2 separate regions of the Mus musculus genome follow, and region 2 is linked to region 1. A link is a contact called in ENCODE Hi-C or POLR2A ChIA-PET data. All regions are on one chromosome and are shown on one strand. Each heading gives the region's core, a stretch centred on a gene start or an enhancer-like site at or near the end of the contact. The rest is flanking DNA. Distances are from core to core; before and after follow the strand shown.

The links. Hi-C counts contacts between places; a loop is a spot of excess contacts on that map. ChIA-PET counts read pairs that join two places held with the same protein, here RNA polymerase II (POLR2A).
Region 2: a loop to region 1 is called in a map of heart, with 2.9 times the contacts of the local background. The contact joins the promoter of Sec11a here to the promoter of Wdr73 in region 1. A Hi-C loop is called at or near these places in 6 of 37 maps with a recorded cell type or tissue (heart, left cerebral cortex and v-Abl transformed pro-B cells). POLR2A ChIA-PET finds 5 or more read pairs at or near these places in 5 of 5 experiments (Patski and embryonic stem cell).

What each region holds. Positions count from the first base shown.
Region 1 is chr7:80,899,110-80,903,661 of GRCm38, forward strand. It overlaps Wdr73 (WD repeat domain 73), which reads right to left and starts at 2,160. Exons shown (of 8, transcript NM_028026.2): 1 at 2,076-2,160; 2 at 1,535-1,602; 3 at 1,239-1,327. The coding sequence starts at 2,116. Nmb (neuromedin B) reads right to left here. Exons shown (of 3, transcript NM_026523.4): 3 at 3,118-3,394. The coding sequence ends at 3,359.
Region 2 is chr7:80,945,483-80,950,034 of GRCm38, forward strand. It overlaps Sec11a (SEC11 homolog A, signal peptidase complex subunit), which reads right to left and starts at 2,068. Exons shown (of 6, transcript NM_019951.1): 1 at 1,920-2,068. The coding sequence starts at 1,970.

The sequences.
Region 1 (4,552 bases), core at 910-3,409:
TAGCCCTTGGATTATGGGGCAAAAACAGTTTACACCTTCCTAGAGGAAGACACAGAAGACAAACAGCTTAACCCAAGAATGCAAAGATTACTACCACCAACCCACTCACCCTCCCACTACAAGCAAGGTGGGTCTTTCTAGCAATAAAGACAAAACAACCATGTAACAAGTGTTCACTCTATTAAGAACATCTGTTTTCTTTCTTTTTTTTTTCTTTCTTTTTTTTGGTTTTTTGAGACAGGGTTTCTCTGTAGCCTTGGCTATCCTGGAACTCACTCTCTAGACCAGGCTGGCCTCGAACTCAGAAATCCGCCTGCCTCTGCCTCCCAAGTGCTGGGATTAAAGGCGTGCGCCACCACTGCCTGGCACATCTGTCTGTCTGTCTTCCTTCCTCTCTCTCTCTTTCTTCTTTTTTTTTTTTTTATTTTTTTTGAGACAAGTTCTGTGTAACCCTGGCTGGCTAGGAGCAGCCACTAGCTACACTCACACATTCTCTCCCCCTATTTCAAAGACTATTCTTTCTCCGCATCATTTAAATGTGCTCCCCAAGGCTCTGCCCTGCCGCCTCAGATCCTGCTCCCTCATCCCAGGCGACCTTACTCATCCACATGGCTCCCTCATCTCTTGTCTGTGAGGGACTAAGATGCTCTGTGAGCACTGCACCACTGACTACTTCTCAAGGCTCTACATTTTTAAAATTTATTTTATGTATGCGGATGTTTTGCCTGCCTGCAAATGCTGGATGCCCTGGAAAGGAGTTACAGCAAGTTGTGAACTGCAATGTGGGTGCCAGGAGTCAAACGCAGATCCTCTGGAAGCGCAGAGTGCTCTGAGCCCCCGAACCATCTCTCCAGCCCACGTCTATTTCTGATAAAGTAAGACTGCTCTTTGCCTGTAGCAGCTCTCCTGCGACCACCTGCTTGTCCTTGGCATTCATCCCCATGCACAGGGGCCTTGTTCTAGACTTTGGTTTTGTTTTTCTTTTTTTTTGAGACAGGGTTTCTCTGTGTAACCTTGGATGTCCTGGAACTCGTTCTGTAGACCAAGCTGGCCCCAAACTCACAGAGATTCACCTGCCTCTGCCTCCCAAGTGCCTGGATTAAAGGTTTGCACACGCCGCCGCCCGCCCCCCCCCCCTCCTTCTGTGGCAGCCCCAGGTACTTGTCAGGCAGAGTAACAGGCACTCCAGAAATGCATAATAAATTGACACAGATAATCAGCTTCTCTATTTAAGTTACCTGGTTTTCCTGTACAGAGAGCCTGAGAGGTAGTATCAAATGAAGAATCTCATTTTTTTTCAAACTTTCATAACCAGCAACAAAGACTCCTGAAATAAAACAGTAACTATGACAAAGAGTTAGAAATATCGTGGATCGTGGCTGGATTTATAAATTCTCCCAATACCTTCCCCATTCTCTGAGTAGCCTTGTGTCAGGGGATGGAAGTTGAATGGGTCTCCCTAGCGGCTCAGACTTTAAAATTCAGCCCATGAGGCAGAAACGCATCTCGTTTAGTAGCAGGCAAGATATATTACCTTTTTCACCAATCCACTCAAGGACTCGAGTGGCTCCTGAGAGGTCAAATGCATGGAAGTCTTGGTACCTGCAGGATAGGGTTACAAAAATCACGCGACGCACAGCTAACCAAGAACTGGGAGATCGCTGAAGGACTGGTGGAACCAGGCTCTGGAGTTAGGTAAACATGGGGCTGAATCTTTTCTTCTGCATTTTCCTCCCTGGTGTATGAGACCGGGCTGGCCATAAGGAACCAAGCCTTGGTTCCTCACCTGCGGAACTCCCATAAAGTTGATTTCCCCAAGTTGAGGTGAACAATCAGGAGAAACCTGTGTTCAAGTTAACCTAGAATCCGGCCCAGGGTAACCGGCCATGTGTGCCTTATCAGCCCTCACATGCGCGGATCTGGTCACATTACTTGCTTACAAAGGACCCAGAGTCCCAGAGCTAGAGGCCGGGGGTCAGGACCTCCATCGGTCCGTGCCTGGGCACTGCCCACGAGCCCACAACCGCACGCGCCCTCTCCCATTGCCCATCAGACCCGCCCACGGGCCAATTTACAATCGCAAAGACTCCACGAGCCAGTCCTCAGCGAGCTCCATAGCAACTGTGGCTTCCGTCGCTCCACTTCCGCCAGCCAGACTTCCTGGGCAGGCGCGCGCTCTCGCGAGGAGAGGGCGTGGTCTTCCGCTGGCTGGGGCGGAAGCGCTCAGCGCTGCGCGAAGCCCTGTTGATGTTTCTTCTGTTCTGTGTGCAGAGTCCGGGTGAAAACGACGCAAAAAAACCAGATCCATCGATGTCAGCTACAAGCAGGATCGGAGACATCAAATATACCCCTAATGTATATTTAGGATCAAGAATGTGCAGCCAAAGAGCTGTCAGTGTCCCAAAGCAGGTACAATACAGACTTAATTGGCACTTCAAGTGAACAGTTAATTTAAGTTTGCGTGTATTGTCCGTAAAGGATACTTAAGGACTTTTTTATTTTTTAAAATGAAAGGAATCTTGTTTAACTGGGGATGTAGCTCAGCTGCTAGAGTGCTTGCCCGGCATGCACGGAGTTAGCTTTTCAGTACCCCGTAAAAATAGACAAAAAACCCAGCGCGGTGGCGCATGACTGATCAGAAGTTTTAGGTCATCATCTGCTGCATAGAGAGTTCGAGGCCAGTCTACTGTTACACAGGACACGATCAACAAAGTATCTGACATTCCAACTTAATTTTTATTCGATAACTTTGGCAACATGTATGGAGGACCCTACATTCGGAGAAGAAAAAGAACACAGCAGGGCTGGATTCTAGTGTGGCTCTCTCCCGTATGCACCAGGTAGTGCACTAAAGTTTGCCATGGGGATCAAAGGTGGGGCGAGTGCAGCATAGTGTAGGTAGCCCCCCACTGCAGGGGAAGAAGCTTTTGGTAGCAGAACTCACTCGTGGCTGGATCAGTGCAGCCAACACAACACCTGACTGCTGAGAGCTGGCTGGCTGGTGCCATGGTGGGGGGTGATGGGGCTTTTCTAAGACCACCCTAGCTCTCTGAACATGCCACCCTCCAGAACCCTTCCCTCTTTCCTCAAATGTGGGTGGAAGGAGAGGCCCAGACATTCTGTGTAAAGAGCAGTATTTTTATTCACCACTTCACCAGGGAAGCAAGAAATACAGCAGGAAAGACTTTGTGTCTGCATCATTAACATTCCTGGTGACCCAACCAGAAATCACAGTAACAGATTAACACATTTGAGCTTAGGATTTACATCCAGAGGAGGCCACTGCTAGGGTTCCATTGTCAGCTTCCCTGGATGGACACATTCTAAGCCCAGCATCCGGTTTGTTCCATTATTGGCATCACTTCTGCAGTAGTGGCTCCAGCAGCCTCCTGTACTGAAGGCAAGAAGGGAAGACTTGACTCTGGAGTCCACAAATCAGGGAAATGCTGAGTGTACCCAGGAGGGCAGCTGCAGGCTCTCAGCTGAGCCTCTCAGTGAGAACCTTTCTCCCTGGAAGACCTGAGGAGTCAGGGGGATTGGTTTTCCCAGAATATAGCCCCAACTTCACAGGGTAGTCATGACAACTAAAGGACATCACAGAAACCAAGCCCAAGGCATTGGAGAAGTGTCAGCAACATGCCCTACCCCCCATGCTCTGCTGCAGACCTCACTCCCTGCCACTGGCCATGGCAGTATTGCTTTCTATGAGATTCTCTGGTTGGTCGTGGTATTTCAGGTCTTCCAAATAATGTCCCTAGAGGTGATGCGCTCTCTCTCTCTCTCTCTCTCTCTCTCTCTCTCTCTCTCTCTCTCTCTCTCTCTCTCTCTTTCTCTCTGGACTCAGCTAGCCCAAGCTTCTCGCTTTTGCATCAGGGGTTCCAGGGATGTTTGCTGGGACTGGAGGTAGACCTGCTTCTAAGGAATGTCTCTTCTCTGAGCATGTTCACACTGTGCTAAGCATAGTAGGGGTAGGAAGGGCGTCATAGCAAAGTCCTGCCAGAGGCTTGCAGACATGTGGTAGGAACTCCTGCTTCCAAGAGCTTTCTGGTTGCCCAGAACTGGACTGCACGTGATACAAATGATCTCATCTACTGGGAGGTGGGCCTGTTGTTTCTATTTGATGAAGACACATTTCTAAGGTTCCCCTAGCTAGTTAGCTAGGTGTGGCCCCAGCATGCATCCTACCCATCCCACTGCCTTCTGCACACAGCAATGAGTACCAGGGGACACCAGCAGGAGCCAAGAACGGAGGAGCTGCCACACCACCTGGCAGCACCACAAGGCCTTGAGCACCACAGGTCAATGCTTTACAACCAGCAGTGAGTCAAGCCCACTTCCACCAGGGGGACACCGACACTCATGTCCGAAGGCTTTGGTTTTTGTTTTTCCCAAACTCCTGATCTCAAACCATCCTCCTGCCTCAACCTATGAGGCATTTGGGACTGCAGGCAAGTGCATTGTTCTTGGTCTGCAGGGAATCTTGGTTATCACAACTTGGTGAGAAGGGAATGTGCTACTGGCCTCTGGCGGGTAGAGACCAGGGATGTGCTAA
Region 2 (4,552 bases), core at 818-3,317, 46 kb after region 1:
CACTTGCTCCTCTTGCAAAAGATCTAGCTTTGGTTTTCAGTGTCCACATGGCGGCTCACAACTGTGAGGCCAGCTCCACAGGGCCCAGTGCCGCCTTCTGGCCTCACCCGCAGCAGACACACACATGGTGAACATGCACACTTCTTAAAAGTAAAGAATTTTAAAAACAAGGGTTACAGGTATAATTTACTGGAAGAGCACATGCTTAGAAACTGAAAGACCAGGTTGGGGTTGGGGAGGTAGTTGGCTGCATATGCTTTTAAATTCTAGCACTCGGGAGGCAGAGACAGGCAGAGTGCCAGGCTGGCCTGGTCTACAGAATAAGTTCAAGAACAGGACGAGAAACCCTGTCTCAAAACAAACAAAGAACATGAAAGGCCCTGAGTATGATCACCAGCAATACACATACACAAAATTTCTGGGAATGGAATAAGAGAGGATGGTGTCACCAATATGCCTTCAATCCCAGTATTTGGGAGGCAGAGGCAGAGAGAGGCTGAGGCAGAGGCAGGTGGATCTCTGATTTCCAAACCAGCCTCATCTACATGTGAGGCCTTATCTAAAAAAAAAAAAAAAAAAAGGAGGAGAAGGAGGAGGAGGAGGAGGAGAAAGAAAGGAAGGAAGGAAGAAAAGGTCTTTCCAGATGGAGGATACATGTGCTCAGTGACAGATCACTTGCCTAGTGCTAGGAATGATTTTCAGCACATTTGAAAAACAATCAAACAAACTTAAAAAAGAAAATACGGTTATTTACCCTGACTCAAGATGCGAAGGCAGGAGTCCAGCTCAAAGCCAGCTTGGGCTACACGGTGAGTTCCAGGCAACAGGGCAGAGTCATACCAGCCAGTGATGCCATGTTGTGACATATATCTATAAATCTACCTCTCATGAGGCTGAGGCAGGAGGACTACATAGCAAGACTCTGTCTCGAAATAAAGTAATAAAAATAAGGTCTTTCAAAACTAGAAGCGCGGTTCTGGTAGCCTGTGATGAATGCAAGGCCCTGGTATTGATCCCCATCACCGAAATAGGAGTCCATACAGAAGACAGTTAAGTGACAGCTACTCCTTAAAGCTGTTCTGACTGGAATGTCTCACAATTTTGTATGTATGTCTAAGAAGAGACGGACCTACTTTTCTATGTAATAATTATAAACAGGGCAAAACAAAGTCCTGTTCCAAAATAAACCAAATCTTTAAATGAGACAATTCTTAATACCAAAATACGAGGGGGGTAGGGAGGCAGGGAAAAGGTCAATTGCTACCAGAACATTCGGTTCAGGAGACAAAAAGGTGACCGTGTTCTCAGTACCTTCTAACACATGAGCTAGAAGACAGCAAGACTGAAGGATAAAATCTGATTTAAGTTTCAAGATTTCTGTTCCACTGACATCTATCATCAAAGATTCAGTGGACTGTCACCTTTCTGCCAAGGAAACTGGCACACAAGTGGTATAACAGATTCAACTCCGAGCTTAGAGTGACCCTAGTTAAAATGGATGAAGCTCACTGAGGTCTAGCTGGGCTGAAAGGTGGCTACACAATGAAAGCAACACAACGGCTCCTGTGGGACCTGTAATGGCTTTCCCCAGAGCCCCACCAGAAACGGTTAAGTCTGCCGCTTTACAGTGTCCCAAACTCCCACTTACAAAGCGCCCTATAGTTTTCACTTACTCCCCTGCCTCCTCGGGGGGAAGGGATCGCAAAGGTTCTCTCCTTCCCTCTCGGTCCCCCGAATCTGGTGCTATGAATGGGGGCAAAGAGGTCTTGGCTACCTACAGTCTGCAAAGAAAGAAATGATCCATACAGGCAACCGACCCACGCAGGCCCTCAATCCCGCCCAGAGATCCGCGGGGCGCCCCGCAACGGCAAAGAGACCAGAGGAACCCTGGCAGAGAGAGAGAGGGCGGCCCGTCTCACCTGCCTCTTGTTCATCCGCCGCACATCGTCTAGAAAGTCTAGAGACAGCATGGTGAGATGGAGAGCGCGACAACTAGCAGCCAAGAGGGCGCGATAGAACCACCAAGAGGGACCGCTGCAACACGGGCCGGGCTCACCGTGGACAGAACCCCCTGATGCCTGCACTTCCGCTTCCGGGGCGGGAGCAGGCGAAGCTCCTCCCTTCTGAGCAGAGAATGGACAAAGAATGACTTGTGAGCCCCCTAGAACAGCCCAGGGCCTGGCCTTGTCAAAAAAGGACCGTAGCCTTCTCCGGCCGAGAACCGGCTGAAGGCTGCTTTCTGTGCTCAGCCCGCGCGGCGGCTCCCGAAGACAGTGACCCTAGGTTAGCTAAGCCCACAGCGTGCGGAAGGCGGGCCCTTGGACAGGCCTGGCCAATCGGAAGCCGAGTCTGCGCCAGCGCGAAGTCGGTGTCTTCCTGCGTGCTGCTGGGGCACGGGTGTGGCTCGGGACGTGGTGCCTTGCTGTTTGTTCTCAGGTGGAGCACGCTGCGGTTCGCTACCGGAAGCTGTGTGTGTCTTTTAAAGCATTGTATACACACACACACACACACACACACACACACACACACACACACACACACGCCAATTGATCACAAGATGCCTTAGTGTCATGAGGGCACTGGTGGTGCAGGTGGCCAGGAAGACCCGTCTCAGTTTTGACCTTTACCAACAGTGATTTGCTTTGTCTCCTGACACTTGGATGTGAGCCATTTATTTGACCCGCAAATTTTCACAGGGGCGGGGATTAGAAGTGACATCATTGCCATGGGGTTTCTTTTGGTGGGTGATAGATGTACAACTCCATGTATATACTAAAACCATTGAATTGTGCGCCTTAGTGGACTGTATGGTATGTGAATTATAGCACAATAAAGTAGGTGTGAGAATGGAAAGGAAACCGCTGATGTCTTGTTCACTGTTAAATTCCCAGTGGTGGCCGCACAGCTGGCATGTATAAGGCACAAAATCAGTACTTGAATTTAAAGAGAGGAAAGAGAGAAAGACTATCTTCAACTATTAGTAGAAACCTTACATTTACTGAGATGGGATAGGAAATGTTTAGAATTTCCAAGTTAGAAAGTTTTATAAAAGAAAATACATAGAAACCCCCATGGGGTGCCCCATAGGTATCCCAGCTTCCGTGACAGTACCAGATATGTGTATCAGAATGACTTCTTCATTAATAACTGTTGATGTGGTTCTCGATCTAAATTCTGGCTAGTAGAAACCTTCACATAAGCTTGTCAGTGTTAAATTCAACCTAAGTTCAAATTAAGTGGGAATGAGCTTTGACCCTGTATTTTGTGCCTTGAAGAGCCCCAAGAGCAGCTCAAAATCCTGTGGGTCCAAAAAAGGTGAATAAGCTATTTAGTTGGGAAGCTTTAAAAGCATCTCGTACAAGTGGGTGATGGGGGGAAGACAGGTAGATCTCTGCAAGTTCGAGGCCAGCCTGGTCTAAATAGTGAATTCCAGGACAGCCAGAGATTCATAATAGAGAGATGCTACCAAAAAAAAAAAAAAAAAAAAAAAAAGCTGGGCATAGTAGCATAGATTTGTAATGTCAGTGCTGGGAGGCAGAGACAGACAGATCCCTGGCACTGGCTGCTCTTCCAGAGAACTCCAGTACAATTCCTAGCACCCATTTTTAGTAGCTAACCTGTAACTCCAGCTCCAAGGGATCTGGCACCCTCTTCTGGACTCTATGGACACATATTCATATGCACACACCCATGCCCAGGCACACACACAAAAACATAATTTTAAAATTGCAAAAATAAAATCTCTAAATTTTTCTAATAAGTAAACAACAGCTGAGTCACAATACCAGAAGTTGTCCTCTGGCCTCCACAGGCATGCGAACACACACATGCACGAGAGTGTGCATCCATGCACACACACATACACACATGCACTTACACACAAACCATTTAGGTTGTTGCTAGAACAGATGGTACATGCCTGTGATCCCAGCACTTGGAAACTTTAAGCCCTCCTGGGTTTTTGTGGGGTTTTTTTGGATTGTTTTGTGTTTGTTTCTGTCCAGTTCCAGCTGACTTGGAATGTACTCTGTAGGCCAGACTGATCTCAAACTCACAAGAAGCCTCTAGCTTTAGCTTCCTGAGGGCTGGGATCACAACTGGCCAAAATGTATTTTCTTTTTTTCAGATTGTATTGCTGCTACAGTTTATCTAAATACATACCCAATAGAGAGAATGCAGTTGATGTTGGGCTGTTGTCAAGGCTCAAAACATGAATTCGATACCCAGGATCCACACAGCAGAAGAAGAGAACGGACTCCCCAAAACTGCTCTTTGACCTCCACACATTAACCGTGCCACACATGCGCTCACACATGATAAATGCAGTGATTTTTTTTTTTTTTTGATTTTTCGAGACAGGGTTCCTCTGTGTAGCCCTGGCTGTCCTGGAACTCACTTTGTAGACCAGGCTGGCCTTGAACTCAGAAATCTGCCTGCCTCTGACTCCTGAGTGCTGGGATTAAAGGCGTGTGCCACCATGCCCGGCAAATGCAGTAATTTTTAAAGAATATAGTTAATGCAATGTGTTTTTTCATGTACGTTACATGCTAAA